Linked DNA regions of Homo sapiens: region 1 is linked to region 2. A link is a loop called in an ENCODE intact Hi-C map of the cell type or tissue named here. Cell type or tissue: PC-3. All regions are shown on one strand.

Evidence for each region. Peaks named below come from ENCODE experiments on the same cell type or tissue, not always from the same donor. Only the 100,000 strongest peaks of a DNase experiment are listed, where the experiment ranks them.
Region 1: a loop joins it to region 2, with 6 times the contacts of the local background. A loop is called at or near these places in 14 of 110 quality-filtered maps.

The regions. Positions count from the first base shown.
Region 1 is chr3:12,827,100-12,835,099 of GRCh38, reverse strand. CAND2 (cullin associated and neddylation dissociated 2 (putative)) reads right to left here. Exons shown (of 15, transcript NM_001162499.2): 13 at 7,496-7,660; 14 at 3,528-3,635; 15 at 297-1,345. The coding sequence ends at 1,118. It overlaps RPL32 (ribosomal protein L32), which reads left to right. Exons shown (of 4, transcript NM_000994.4): 4 at 1-615. Among named protein-coding and RNA genes, the nearest start is that of SNORA7A, 9.4 kb to the left of the region's middle. RefSeq lists an enhancer at 4,029-4,977. In PC-3, CTCF peaks have their summits at 4,135, 4,341 and 4,617 (motif pointing right); DNase peaks (open chromatin) are centred at 4,659, 4,959, 5,459 and 6,139; H3K4me3 peaks cover 1,782 bases; H3K27ac peaks cover 3,349 bases.
Region 2 is chr3:12,888,664-12,896,663 of GRCh38, reverse strand. The region is part of intron 4 of LOC105376956 (a long non-coding RNA gene); the gene reads right to left. Among named protein-coding and RNA genes, the nearest start is that of LINC02022, 7.5 kb to the right of the region's middle. In PC-3, CTCF peaks have their summits at 4,506 and 5,370; DNase peaks (open chromatin) are centred at 4,533 and 5,873; H3K4me3 peaks cover 359 bases.

The DNA of each region.
Region 1 (8,000 bases), 62 kb after region 2:
CTTACAGGATGTTTTTCTGTAACCATCCTGGTCAACTTAGCAGAAATGCTGCGCTGGGTATAATAAAGCTTTTCTACTTCTAGTCTAGACAGGAATCTTACAGATTGTCTCCTGTTCAAAACCTAGTCATAAATATTTATAATGCAAACTGGTCATTTTTGGGATTTTGTTTTTGAGACTCATTCTGTCACCCCGGCTGGAGTGCAGTGGCTTGATCTTGGCTCCCTGCAACTTCTGCCTCCTGGGTTCAGGCGATTCGATTAACAATTGGAGACGAGTCGTGCAGAGGAAAGAAGTAACTTAGAATCTAATCTTTATTAACCTGGGATATCACAGAAAATACTTGGGCCTGCCACTTGTATTTCTTTGTCCTCAATACTGAACACTAGACACATTTGAAACCTTCCTCAGAAGGAAACAAACCAACTGGTTATGCCTGGGTGGTGGCATGGAAGATGCCCATTGTTGCCCAATTTGCTAATAAGTATTTTGAAATTAGAAATGAAACATGAGGTCCAAGCCTGTCCAGTTCCCTACCCAACCCATTCCTCCTCCCTGGAAAAAAGAAACCCGTATCATCTTCCAAATTTCTGATTCATCACTGCCACTTAAAAATGAACCGTTTTGAATTTTAAAATGTGAATAACTCAAGTATCTTTTCTTTTGAGATGCCCGGCCTGAGCACTAACTTCAGGCATTGCTGAATGCAGTGAAGAAACCAGAGTGGTGTCTGCTGCCTCCTGATCTTTTACAGCTGACAGCACAGCCTATTTCTAAATACTACTAGTTTGTGAGGCAGAGACACCCTCTGAAGGAACCAGACAGACTATGGAGGGGTACAGTGTGAAGTCACTGGAAAACTTCCTCACCCTATTTCTTTGGATGACTGTCCTGAGTTAAGGAAGGGGCCCAACTGTTGGCAGCCTCACAGCTTGGGCTGGGGGCCTTTGAGTTGGGTCCCTGGAGAAGGCACTGTAAGCCCTGACCAGGAGCGACAGGGCCCCCAGTGAGATGGTGGAAGGGCAAAAGTAGAGACCTGCGATGGTGGGATGGGGAGGCCTCGGACTTGGGTGGGCTCCTTTCTCTTAAGCGAGGGCCCACCTTGGTGCTGAGGGGACTAGCTGAGCTCCATTGAGTCTGTGCTGGGGGCTGAAGCGGAATCCTTCTGGATGCTTTCAAAGAGGGCAGCAAGTTCAGGGTTGGATCTGATTTGGGAAGAGAAGTCGGCCATGATGGGGCTTTTCCCCACCTCGGGGATGGTCAGCAGGGCAGCCACTGCCCTCATTGCAGAGCGCTTCAGTTCATCTTGCTTTTCAAACTCCTGCTTCACAGAACCAGCTTTGACCTAAAGTAGGAAACAGCAGAAGCAGCCATCCTTTATTGAGCCTGGCCCACACCACTGCCTCCTCACTGGTCTTTGGCTTCCTCTCTGCCCCATCATCTTCCCCAACATAAATCCCTGCTGCGAGGTCTCCTGAGGCTTCTGTCTCACCAGCTATTTCCTAACTCCACCTCTGGGCTTTTGCACTGGCTAGTTTCCCCACAGAGGTTCTTTGCCATTCAAATCAGCTTGAGTACAGCCTGAGGGGCCTCTGAGCAGCCAATCTGAAGTGCTCGCTTTTTGTTAATTGACAGTGGCAAGTACTGTGTTCCCATACTTACCTCCTACAGACTGCAGGGATCCAGCCTATATTTGCTGTGCTTAAAACCAGCTCTTAGCACCATATGACTAGACTGAATGAATGGATCACTGCGATGGTCTTCTAGCAGCCTCCTCCCCATACTCAAGTCCCTGCCCCGCAATCAGTTTTGCAGATGCAGCCGGAGTGTAAGCACCCCAAACTACCTCCTGCAGTTTCTGTTTCCTCTTCCCCCACCATCTCCTACCTAGGCAGAGGAGCTCAGTAATTCCTCCACTGCTTATGGACTAAAGTTCAAGTTCCTTATTATGCTGGGCTCTTCCTAAAGAATTCAATGCAGTGGGTAACAGCTTGGCATTGGAGTTGCAGAGTCCTGTGTTCAAATGGCTCTGCCCCCAAGAGCTGTGACTTCAGGTAACTACATCTTTGAGCCTCATTTCCCCATCTATAAGTAAGAGCTGCCTCGTCGTAAGAGTTGCCAAGAGGATTAAACGACACAAGTCCACACTCCCTTCTCTGAAACCCCTGGAGCCAGATGTGCTTTGGAATCCAAGACATTTTGGGTTTTAGAAAGGTAATACTGTGCAGATAACATTCCCGAGGGGTTTTGTACAATACCCTGTAATCAAATACATGAATACTCTACTACATGTATGAGTAATGTGAGTAGTACAGGTGTCCCTCAGTATCCATGGGAGTTTGGTTCCAGGATCCCAGGGGATGCCAAAATCCTCAGATGATCAAGTCCCTTATATAAAAGTGGTACATTGGTAAGAATTAAAGATCATAGCCTCATGCCACTTCAAGTCAAGTTGTGTGACAAACAGGTTCCTAAAAAGCTTTTGGTTGTCAGAGCTTGGTAGATTTCAGGGTCATGGGTAAGGACTGTGGGTGTGGATTTACCCATGCTCATCCCAATGCCCAACAGACAGCATCCTCCGCGTGGCCAGATGAGTGGCTCTTGTGGAAACTCAGGGCAGAGCTTCTCTTGCCACCTCGGCTTTACTGCAAGAATGTTCTGGCACTGCAGTGCCATATATACCTCCCTCTTAAGAACTGGGACTTTTCTTGGTGCCATAGAGCTCAGAGAAAACCAGAAATGAGAGACTGTCAAAACTGGCCTGGCCCTGTAGAAGTGTTTTTTTGGATGGACTCAATAATAAGCATATGTTAAAAATGTAAACTTACAAGGCAGGTTTCTATGAATAAACTACCAATTTTAGTGTTTTATCCACAGAAGATTTCATTTTTGAAAATCACCACTTTATGGGTATCTCTCCTCTTTAAGTGCCAACCTAAAACACTGCTCTCCTTTTGGTAATGATTCCCATCCTTAAAAAACCCAAATGTATTCTTTCATTCAACAGGTATTTACTAGGTACCACGTAGGTGCGCCAGGCTCTGCTCCCAACGCCAGCTTTCCATGAGGGCTTGCACCCCACATCCCTCCTCCAGACCCTTCAGGCACTCCAGTCTAGCAGCAGCTTTGTCCTAGACCAGTCATCTGACCCAGCTTCCCAACAAGGAGGTGAGAGATTGACAGTAGGGAACCTATCAGGCTCAATGTTACATCTTTAGTATCTCCCACGAGGCTCAGCACCCAGGAAGTGTTTAATGAATGGAAGGAGAGACAGAGGTGGGTCTGAATCCAGCTCTGCAATTTACTAGCTGTGTAGCCTTGGCCAATAACAACTTCTCAAAGCCTCTGTTCCCCTGTGTATACAATGATAATAAGAGGTACTTTATAGGGCAATGACAATGATTAAATGAAGCACTTTCACAACATCACCTGCACTGCAGGAAGTGCTCAGTAAGGGTAACTGAACGACTGGCCGAGGACTCCATAGGTGCTCCAGGGCCTGGGCTAGGGCTGGGCCAGGGACTTACCTTGGCAGTGCAGGTGGCCCTTAGTGGCTCAATGAGTCGGTCCACCCTCTGCAGGACAGGTGCAGGACACAGGGTGGCCAGCCGGGCAACCATGATGAAGGTCAGCATCTGCCCAGAGGAAGGAGATGGTTCTTAGTGAAATGGTGCAGGAGCAAGAGCAGCAGCCAGCCCTGGGAAAGAGCAGAGGCCCCACAACTGAAACCTGAAGCCCAAGTTCAGACCACCGTGAAGTCCTGCCAGAGTCTCTCCCTCTCTGGGTCTGTTTCCTCAAATGGTGACACTTTCTTTGCCAACTACACTTGGATGACCCAAGGAGGATCAGAAAAGCACCAGGGAGGGAGTCGTTCTCAAGCTCAGATGCCCACCAGTCAGGCAGATGCTGGGGATGAGTGAAGGGGGCTGCTGGGGCAGCTCTGGCTGAGTGTGGCCAGGTGGGAGTGCAAACATGTAGCTTGGGGCCACTGGATTGTTTTCAAAAGAAATCCCAATTTTCATGTAAAAAAAAAGTCTCGATTTTTAAATGTTGACACCTGATTTCAAAACCAAACAAAAACTTTTAACAACAACTAAACATGGCTGCAGGCCTAGATTCAGCCTGTAGGGGAATAATTGTCCTGTCTTTTGAAAATAGTCAAGTCCTCACAAAGAAGCCTTGCACACCATAAAGACTGGTTGTCTGAAATCCCCACGCCCTACCCATCTCCACACCCTGACCCCTAAGCCCCACAGCAAAGGAGGAGGCCCAGCCCACGGCAGCAAGGAGCAGCGGTGCTGGACTTCAGGAGCTATGACTCTTGGCTACTCCATGACCCTGTGCCCTAGAACTAGACAAGATTCCGTCTCCCCTGTGAACTGGGCGGTGTTCACTCCCTCTCTAAAGGCTCACTTGAAGACTTGATGACGCAAAGCTGTGGGCTCTATAGCTGTAACACCCACCCTCCTCACCCCAGGGGGTGGCAGCAGAGTGGACTCCAAGGCTGCACTGGTGCCTAGGCCCTGTCCTGCGCTCCTGGAGGGCAGGCATGAGAGGATATGGCCAGACTGGATGGAAGAAACAGACTTGCTCGATCCTGGAGAAAAATCCCCACAAGGTGGAGCTTTGGGCTGGCCCAGAACTCCTCACTCTGTGTCCTGGGGTCAGTAGCCCCACAAGATGCCTAATACCAGGCACACCCAGATGATGGAAGCTGAGTACACCCCTCCCGTCTGGAGCCTCCCGGAACCCTGTGGTGGAAAGTCCTGTTCAGCTTTGTGCGCCCCATCATTTTCCACTAGTTTGCATGGCATACACTGGAAAACCCAACCCCCTTTCTCAACCAAGATCTTGGGGCTGGAATCCCAGAGAACTTATGTTGTTTCTTCTTTTCTCTTTCTTGGGGGTTGGCAGGAAGCAAGAGTTTAAAGCAATAATAAAGCCGAGGGGGAGACAGGCAGACAGGAAGTGCAGGAAGGAGCGTCCCAGGAACTCCAAGTCTGGAGTGGTCAGAGGCACGCCCGCTGCAGGAGGTGCAGCCTCACCACGCGCATCGGATGCTTTAGCAGGAACATGCACTCCACCCTAGAAGCCCACCGATCACACCGTGGGTCACAGTAATGCACCAGGGTGTTCACAGCAGCATTGTCTGTAATTGTGAAAATGTGCAAATAACATACATGTGTAGCAGTGAGTGCAACAGAAATGGGAACTCCTGCAGCTGTTGACAGGACTGATATATATTGAAAAGCAAAGCAAACAACATACAGTAAATGTAAGTTAAAAGGCTGGGGAAAAAAACAGCATGTGTGTGATCCCATTTCTAGAAAACAGGTCTCATAAACTCATCTCCACAGCTTTGAGAACAGGGACCCCACCTCTCACATTGACCTTGGCGTGTTGGCACTCACTTAATACTGGCTGACTAATGAATGAGGGTCTATGTGCATCATCCCAAGAAACACACTGAGACAGCAGGCCTCTCTGGGTGTGGAGAAGCTTTTGGGTGATTATTACTTGCTTCTTTATTTGCTTTCATCTTGTGTAAATCTTTTAAAACAAGTATGGGTTACTTTTGATTACTTTGTATTAATTTTTCCTTATAAAAAGTGACTCACGCTTACAGTACATATTTTTTAAAGTTGTAATATGGGGCCGGGCGTGGTGGCTCATGCCTGTAATCCCAACACTTTGGGAGGCCGAGGTGGGTGGGTCACCTGAGGTCAGGAGTTCAAGACCAGCCTAGCCAACATGGCGAAACCCTGTCTCTACTAAAACATATAAAAATTAGCCGAGCGTGGTGGTGCACATCTGTAATCCCAGCTACTCAAGAGGCCGAGGCAGGAGAATCACTTGAACCCGGGAGGCGGAGGTTGCAGTGAGCCAAGATTGCACCAATGCACTCCAGCCTGGGCCATAAAGTGAGACTCCATCTCAAACAAATAAATAAAAACTTAAAAATAAAGTTGTAGTATAGCAGTTCCTTAAGACATTAAACACAGAATTGCCGTATGATCCAGCAATTTCACTTCTGGGTAAAGTGAAGAGAACTGAAGGCAGGATTCCAAAGGATATCGGAACACCTAGGTTCACAGTCGCATTACTCATAATAGCCAGAAGCTGGGAACACCCAAATATTTGTCCAGCGATGGATGAATGGGTAAACAAACTGGTGGTCTGTACATACAACACTGGGAAATTCTGACATGCTGCAACATGGATGAACCTTGAGGACATCAGACTAAGTGAAACAAGTTGGTCACAAAAGGACAAATACTGTATGATTCCACTTACAAGGGCAGAAACCTAGAGTAGTCAAATTCATAGAGTGTTGAATGGGTGCAGTTTTCAGTTTGGGAAGGAGAAAAGAGTTCTGAGATGGACAGTGGTGACGGCTGCACCGCAATGTGAATGTGCTTACTGCCACTGTGCTGTGCACTTTAAAATAGTGAAGATGGAGCCTGGCGCAGTGGCTCACACCTGTAATCCCAGCACTTTGGGAGGCCAGGGCAGGCAGATTACTTGAGGTCAGGAGTTCGAGACCAGCCTGGCCAATATGGTGAAACCCCGTCTCTACTAAAAATACAAAAAAAATTTAGCTGAGTGTGGTGGTGGGCACCTGTAGTCCCAGCTACTTGGGAGGCTGAGGCAGGAGAATCGCTTGAACCTGGGAGGCAGAGGTTGCAGTCAGCTGAGATCAAGCCACTGCACTCCAGCCTGAGTGACAGTGCAAGACCCTGTCTCAAAAAAAAAAAAAAAAAAACACTTCACCTGCAGATAGTAAGTTACTGAAGATAGTAACTTGTATTATTAATATTTCGCCACAATTAAATGATTTCTATCATATATGTGAATAAACTTTAACATTTAAAAAAATGATATAGAAAGATATAAATTGAAGAAACCGACGTCTCCACCAGCCCCAGACTCACTCTGTCTGTTAAGAAAATGGTCCTAACTTCTGGAACTAGCTCTTGCCACTCAACATTGGGGCTTGGAGCTCTTTCAGGTCACAACACGAAGAGATGCAGCTCGCTCCTCAATGCTGCTAGTATTCCACAGCTGAAAGTGCCCTGCAGGGTCAAAAATTTCGTCTGGGAATTTTTTTTTTTTTTTTGAGACAGGGTCTCGCTTTGTCGTCCAGGTTGGAGTGCAGTGGTGTGATCATGTTTCACTGCAGCCTCAACCTCCTGGGCTCAAGCCATCCTCCTGCCTCAGCCTCCCAAAGTGCTGGGATTACAGGCATAAGCCACCACACCTGGACAATTTTTTTTTTCTGGTTGCTGTGAAACCATCCTCCAAAGAGCCTGCCCAGTGTAGACTCCCACCAAAGGTGTTTGAGACACAGGTTCCTTTTCTTATCAGAAAACAACAATGCAGCTATTTTCATTGGGTGCCTGGAGTAGGGAGCAAGGACAAACAAGCATGGCCCCAATGGTGCCCGACTATCCCTTGGTACAGGGGCACATAGATCTGGCAGGGGGCTTGGTCTTACCCGGATGTCGTAGTGGTCCTTCAGCCCGTCCTCCACATGGTTCAGGAACTCACAGATATCCAGCTGGCCCAGGCAGCTCTCAAGCAGTGAATACATGCATTCAAAGGCCGCCTTCCGCACGTCCAGCCCATCGTCCACTGTATGTTTAAAGGGCCCCATCTCCACCTGCAGGAGGGATGAAGGTTGGTGATATGGCCCCAGGGTGTAAGGACACCTCTTCTAGCTTCTGCTACAAACCCCACATCTCTATTCCACAATCCATGCCAGCCCCAAATCGTGCCTTATACTCTCAAGTCTCCATGCCTTTGCTCAGCCTGCAGTGTCATTTCCCCCAAGTGATAACAGTGGCAATAAGAACAATTATTCTTATAATCTACTGAGCAGGCACTGTCTGAGTGGCAGGCACTGTGCTGACTGCTTGACTGATGACGTTTCATTCAAGCATCACAAATGCCATCAGAAGTAAATGTTACTGGCCAGGCACAGTGGTTCACGCCTATAATCC
Region 2 (8,000 bases):
AACAAAAAAAAGTTAATTTTGGTGACCAAAATGAACTCTGGCCCTCCCTCCGTACAGCACATTCTGATTGAAAGATGTTCTCACAGGGGCCCCCTCTTCCAGTCTCATTCATAGCCACTACTGGCTCATCTAGACTGAAACCAGGAAACCAGCCATTTCAGTGCACACACACAAGTGCCTTGCACAATGCCTGTTTCTGCAACTGGGCGTCCATCCCTTTTACAGACTATTCAGGGGCCCTTCAAGAGAAGCTGGGTACAAAAATTCCCTGAAATACCCGGTTCTGCCTCAGGGTTTGATTTTTACTACGCAGATCTACAGCCCAGGAGCTGCTGGAGGTAGGTGAGCTAGGCCAGGGCTCCGAGGCGGTGATCTTCTGGGGATTGTGTTTGTCTCCCCCTGCCCTGAGATTGTGAGCTGCATGATCCGCCTGTGTGTGTCCAGTGACAGCCCCAGGACTGGGCTTGTCGGCATGCATCTATCTGAAAATTAATGGATGGCTGGAAGAGGCAGGGGTTCAGGTCACACCACCAGCAGCAGCTGGTGTTTGAGAATACCGATCACTGACATAATTAAAAAACGTATGGAAACCGGTTTGCTCATCCCCCCCACTTCCCTTAACACTTAAGTCTGGCTGGGAGACACCTGACTCAGACCTTGAGATCATGGTTCTTCCTCCTCCCTGGCTGCATGTGACTTCTGTGCCACCGAATCCCAGGAACATGTTTAGCTTCCCTGACCCCTCGGCAGCTGTGACTGTTCGTGCCTGCCTCCTTGAAATGCTGGTTCCCGGGCACCTCTGGGCCATGTGCCCTTTCTGCTCTCTGGAGACTCCTTCAGTCTCCTGTGCAGGCCAGTCCTCCTCCACGGAGCTCGTGTGTGGCTTAGGTCAAGTCCAAGCCCTCTTCCTCCCTTTCCCCTCTCCTGAGGCACCCTCACACAAGCCCACGGTTTCAGTCCACCTTCTCCATGCCCCTGGCTTCCACATGTCATCTCCAGCCCAGACCTCTACTCTGGGCACCCATGTCCCCTTGGTGTTTCTGACAGCCCAGCCCTGCAAGCCCTCCATGACCATGTTCTTCACCGTATAGCCCCATGCAGCGGAAACCCGGTCCTCTCCTCTGTTCCCTGTCCTGGTGAATGACATCACCATTGACCTATTTAAACCAGGACCTGGGGTTGCTCGTGACTTTCTCCCTGGTGTCCTGTCCGTCTTTCCCCGAACTCTTGATTTGTGCCTCCTGCTTCTTCTGGAATCCATCTGAGTCTCTTCACGTCTCACCCCACTGCAGGCCCTCATGTCTCTCTCCTCGACTAGAGCTCCCTGCCTTGGCACTGGCCTTCCTGGGGGGACCCCTGTCTATTCCCCACACGGGTCTTGCTCTGTTGGCAAAGCTGGAGTGTGGTGGGGCAATCACGGCTCACTGCAGCCCTGACCACCTGTGATCCTCCCCCCTCAGCCTCCTGAGTAGCTGTGACTACAGAGGCGTACCACCATACCTGACTATAGTGTTTTTTGTTGTAGAGACGGGGTCTATGTTGCCCAGGCTGATCTCGAACTCCTGGGCTCAAGCGATCCTCCCACCTTGGCCTCCCAGAGTGCTGACTTTACAGCCGTGAGCCACTACACCCAGCTGCCTAGACATGGAGTCATTTTTTTAAGGTGCTCCTGCTTAAAGCCCTATCGGTGATTTCCTGTTGCCCTTAGGAGGAAAGAAATCCCATCCTTCACATGGCCCCTGCCTGCCCCTCAACAGTCACATTCCCCTCACATTCCAGCCGTACCAGCCTTGATTGTTTTGTTACTGTTCATGCATGTCCTTTGACAGTAAAGGTCAAAAAGTCAAGACAGTGTCTGTCTTTGTACATACTGTAATCTCAACATGGAGCACAAAGTGGATTTCCTAAGTGAATGCTTTGGGAGCACAGCAGGAAATGTGCTACAACGCATGACACCATGTGGCGGCAACATGAGATCAGGGCCCAGAACATGAGGTGGGGACCGTGCTGGCAAGGCTCTGGGGCCCGCTGGCATGCCTTGTTAAGTAAAAATTGGGGCAGTGGTCAGAGGCTTTTAGACATTGTGTTTTAACTTATGTCGAGTGTCTTTTAACATGTAGTAAATGTAGTGAGAATAGATTGATGAAAAACAGGAAAAAAAAGTCCCCATAAGCTCACTACCTCAAATCACGTATAATTGAGTATGTGGCCAACTGTTCTTCCACCGTCCCTCCATACATATTTCTCAGTCACCTAGTTTACATCTCTGAAGTGCTTCCCAAACGGTACTGTCAGTGTTGCTTGGTGCCCCACGTGGAAAGTGTCATCGGTCACACACCTCTAGGGAACGATGCATTGCACGCAGTTCAATGCGTTTCTTTCTGCTGGACCTTTTAGAGCCTTTGGAAAAGATGGTGTGCATATATGAATAAATCTCTGAACAACAGCCTGTGCACTCTACAGAATACAGTTTAGTAACAGTGTGTGTGTGTGTAAATGCTATTCTTTTTCCCTTAATCCACTGTGATGAGGCAGTGGAAGACTCGACAATTTATAACGTCTGCATAACATTCCACCTTACGGATGTCCCATAACGTGTTGCCATGCAGACAGTGTTGTGTTGGCAAACAAGGAACAAACGGAAAGAAATAATCGAGTTTCTGGCAGAGTTGGTGATTCTGGCGAGGACTGGAGCCTGGAGAGGGGGACACCATGGTTCGACCACAATGCTGAGTCCCTGGGATGACCATGGACCCCGTTTTGGTGCTGCTGGAGGCCAGGTATCCCCTGAGATGCCTCTTAGCTCAGTGCATTCAGTTCAGTGCCCACTTTTCAAGAGACCCCATCTCACCGCTCAGCCCAGAGCAGGCCTGTGATAAAGACCTGGCGGCTGCTGCTTGTAGGCATGGGGTGAAGATCACCCACCCTCATTTCTAACGTGGAGCTTCAGGACTTTCAAGGCCCTCAGGGAAAGCTTTTCTTGTCTATTATTCCTAACCACACCCCACCCCCACCTCCACAGTAAAGTGTTCCAATTAAATCTGATACGTAGGACCTGAAGCACTTTGTCATTTTCTATGTAGTTAATAGGGAAGAACACATTCTAAAATGAAAATACCAGAGGATAATACCTGAATTGGAATCTCTTCTCACACCCTCTGAGAACTTTTCAAAGAACAAGGAGGGGCCACATGCTGTGACTCACCCCTGTAATCCCAGCCTGAGCAACATAGTGAGACCTCCATCTCTACAATATCAAAACATTAACCAGGCATGGTGGTGCCTGCCTGTGTTCCCAGCTACTCTGGAGGCTGAGGTAGGAGGATTGCTTTAACCAGTGAGGTCAAGGCTACATGAGCCATGATCACCCCACTGCACTCCAGCCTGGGCCACAGCGCAAGACCAAGTCTCCAAAGCAAAGAAACAGTCACCTATAGCTGTCAGACCTACACTGTGTTTGGGAAAGAGCAAGAACCACAAAATTCACTTAAAGGTCAGTGGGAAAATCAACATCTTAGAGCAGCAGAGTTGATGTAGAATCACTTGCCGGTGAGATGCAGGGGCAGGGGGGTACACAGCGGGAGAGGGTGGGGAGTCCCTGTGGAGGTTGTGCGTGGGGTGCAGGGGTTGGGGGGGTGCACAGTGGGAGAGGGTGGAGAGTCTCTGTGGAGGTTGTGGGTGGGGTACAGGGGGGTACACAGTGGGAGAGGGTGGGGGTCCCTGTGGAGGTTGTGGGTGGGGTGAAGGGGTGGGGGGGTGCACAATGGGAGAGGGTGGAGGGTCCCTGTGGAGGTTGTCAGGGGGGTACAGGGGTGGGGGTTGCACAGCAGGAGAGGGTGGGGAGTCCCTGTGGAGGTTGTGGGGGGGTGCAGGGGCAGGGGAGGATGCACAGTGGGAGGGGATTGAGGGGGTCCTCATGGAGGTTCTGGGTAGGGTGCAAGGGCAGGGGGCTGCACAGATGGACGGGGTGGGGAGTCCCCATGGAGGTCCTGGGTGGGATGCAGGGGCAGGGGGGCATGTGTAGCTGGAGGAGGTGAGGGTCCCCTTGGAGGTCCTGGGTGGGGTGGGGGGGGTGCACAGCTGGAGGGGATAGAAGGTCCCTGTGGAGGTCCTGGGGGGGGTGCAGGGGTGGGGGGTACACAGCGGAAAGGAATGAGGGGGTCCCCGTGGAGGTCCTGGGTGGGTGCCAGGGGCAGCCAGTGGGGGATGCACAGCCGGAGGAAATGGGTGGTCCCTGTGGAGGCGCGATGCACAGAGCAGGAGGAGGGAGCCGCCCTGAGAGGAGAAAGGCAGCCTGCTAAGCAAGAGCTACAGGAAGCACTTGGACAGGCCATCGGGCCAGAAGCACCTCGCAAGGGTGTCCGGGAGCTTTGGTGATGAAGGGCAAGAAAGAAGCAGCTAAGAGGGGGGCCTCATCACAGAGATGCTGTCAAAGATTCACCAAGCCCACCTAAAAGTATCTTTTATTACGGGAACTGCAATTCACCTTAGCAGCGCAAGAGGGCATGATTGCACTACCAAACCCAGAAAAGCACCCACGCATTCAAAAAACTGGAAGAGAAGGAAGAGAAAGGGAAAGGCAGTCAGCCGATCCGCTGCTGCACTGTTAGCAGGTGAGAGTCGGGTGATTTTATTGCAGCTGACAGTGCTCAATGATAGCACAAGGCCAGTTAGGAAAAGCGGGCACCGTGGGCATTAGCAGAAGTCACTATTACCAAGGCAGCCCTTGTGATGGCTCATTTTAGCAGTCAGCTTGACTAGGCTAAGGGATGTCCAGGGAGCAGGGAGAACGTGATTTCTCGTGTTTCTGTGGGGGGGTTCTGGAAGAGATGAGCACTTGACCCAGTGGACTGACTGAGGGCCACCCGCGCCAGTGTGAGCAAGCCTGCTTCAATCTGCTGAGGCCCAGATACAACCAACAGGAGGAAGGAGGGGAAATTTGTTCTATGCTTGACCTGGGACATCCACCTTCTCCTGCCCTTGCGTATGAGAACTCCAGGTTCTTGGGCCTCTGGACCCCATGTCTTAAACCAGAAGCCCCCAGGTTCTCAGGCCTGTGGCCTGGGACTGAGAGGGACACCACCAGCTGTTCTGGTTCTTAGGCCTTTGGACTCGAACTGAATTGCACCATGGGCTTTCCGGTTTTCCAGCTTGCCACTGGCATATCCTGGGGCTTCCTGGCCTCCTGAAGGGCATGAACCAATCAATTCCCACAATAAATCCCCTCATGAGTGTGTGAGTGTGTGTGTTTGTCCTATTTGTTCAGTTTTCTCTGGAGAACACTGACTAATACAGCTCCAGAACAAAAATAAAGCCTTCCTAAATACAGAAAAAAAAAAATAACCAAGCCAAAAAGGGAGAGTGGAACAGACCAGTCTTCAGAATGAAAGCCACACGAGGACGCCATACTCCACATAGTGAATTCACAACGGCAAACAACCTTCCAGAACAAACCAAAGACACCAGCTACATCAAAATGCAAGTATACCTAGCTCCCCTGCTAAGAGAAAGGTCTTTGAAGACCTTGTATCCATAAGCTACCGCCACCCTAGTTCTCTGGCAACCCCAAAGTGTGCAGGAAACAAGCACTGATTTCTCAGCCCCCATCTGCAGATGCACGGGGTTCCCCTGGTCTAGAACTGGGTCAGTCTGAGCCATAGGGGGTCTAGGACTGCTCCACATATCCCTCATTCTCCTGACCCCACCGGTCGAGGCCTGTCCTGGTCATGGCAATAGGCTGGAGTGCAGGAGCATGAGCCTGGCCCCAAGCACATAGCACACCTTTGCTCACGCCAGGTGCACCACAATCCCATTGACCACTTTGCTCCATGCCCAGCCCAGCGTCAGAGGGTGGAGAAGTGTTCCCTGCCATAAAGTGAGTCATAGCTAGGGTATAGACTACAAATACATTCCATCTACCCCAGACCACAAAGCAAAACCCACCAACTCTCTGCCAATACTCTAGAGGGACACCTAAGACAAAAATTCAGAAAGGCTAAAGGCTACCCATAAAGACGTGCATGGAGGGGTACAAGCTATGAAGCCAAATTAGACGAGGAAGCAAGTTACAGTCTTGATGTGTGACAGGGTAGAAATCAGCCTTAAAAACAATGCATGAGAAAGTGACTTGATAATGCTAGAAGCTGCAATTCCCAATGTAGACATGACAGGAGTATCTATGCACCACATAAAACAGCAGTCTTCAAAAAACGGAAACTGCAGGATAGGTAGGAATAAAAAAACACATTCATAAAGGTTAACATTGCCACTCTGAATCCAAGACAGGTTAAGAGGCCAAAATGAAATTATCTAGAAGCCTTCAGTTTCTCATGGATATGATACCAAGCATTGCGCTTCAATAACAGAGAAAACACCTTTCCAACCTCCCTTGAAACGTTTATGGAAACTTGCCACATATTAAGACACAAAGGAAACTTCAGTAATTCCACAAAGCAGAGAGAATCTAAACATATTCTCTAATCACAGTACAGTAAAACTAGAAATTAAAGACTCAAAAATTCCCTACTGGAAATGTTACTAACTCTATTAAATTACTCTTGGGTCAGAGGACAAATACAAACCACAACCATAGAATTTGTTCAAAATGGTAACACCTTGTATCAGAATCCATGATGCAATTAAAGCAATGAGGCAAAGAAAATTACATCCAAAATGAAAAAGAAACATCAAATGCAAAATTAGGAAAAGATTAAAGTAAACAAAGGAGAAACAGTTGCAAAATAACAAGCAAGGCTGGGTGTGGCAGCTAATGCCTGTAATCTCAGCACTTTGAGAGGCTGAGGCAGGCACACTGCTTTGAGACCAGGAGTTCGAGACCAGCTTGGCCAACATGGTGAAACCCCATCTCTGCTAAAACTACAAAAATTAGCCGGGCATGGTGGCTCACACCTGTGATCCCAGCTACTTGGGAAGCTGAGGCAGGAGAATCGATTGAACCTGGGAGGTGGAGGTTGCAGTGAGCTGAGATAGCACCACTGCACTTCAGCCTGGGAGACAGAGTGAGACTCCTCCTCAAAAAAAAAAAAAAAAAAAAAAAAAATCAGAACAAAGAAATAGTAAAGCTTATGAACAAAAAGCTGGTCTTGGAAAAGAAAAAAGAAAGTAGACAAACCTCTAGCTAACCAAATCAAGGTGACAAGAAAACGAAACACCAAAAATGAGAAACCAACACAGGACTGAATATTGAAGTGGAAAAAATGTTTAGAGTGATGATACTTTGAACGACTTTATGCAAATAAATTTGAAATGAATAATTAGCCAAAAGTGACTCAGGAGAAAAAGAAATCTTAAACAAATTCCCATGAGAGAAATAGAAAATGTAATTAACGGCTTAACTAGCCCATTTTGTTTCACAGGGAATTCTTCTGACCTTCACAACCAGATAATCTCACTGTTACAACTGTTTCTGATCACAGCAAAGGAAGGAAAACTTCCCAATGCTTTTTCTTGTCTTTTCTTTTTTGAGACGGAGATTCACTCGTCACCCAGGCTGGAGTGCAATGGTGCCATCTCAGCTCACCGCAACCTCCACCTCCCCAGTTCAAGTGATCCTCCTGCCTCAGCCTCCCCAGTAGCTGGGATTACAGGCATGCACCACCATACCCAGCTAATTTTGTATTTTTAGTAGACACAGGTTTTCTCCATGTTGGTAGGGCTGATCTCAAACTGGCGACCTCAGGTGATCTGCCCACCTCGGCCTCCCAAAGTGCTGGGATTACAAAGGTGAGCCACTGCACCTGCCTCCCAATGCTTTTTATGCAGTGATTTTGGCACTGTTTTCTAGACCTGATAAAAGTTACATAAATACAAAGCTGCATGTCACCAATAGAAAATTGTGAATCACATATCACACATATCAAACATCTAGTAGCATATTCCATATAAACTAATATACCTCATGACCAAATAGCATTTTACATCAGTAATGCAAGAACTGTTCAATATTAGGAAATCCATCATCTTAACTAAGATAAGAAAAA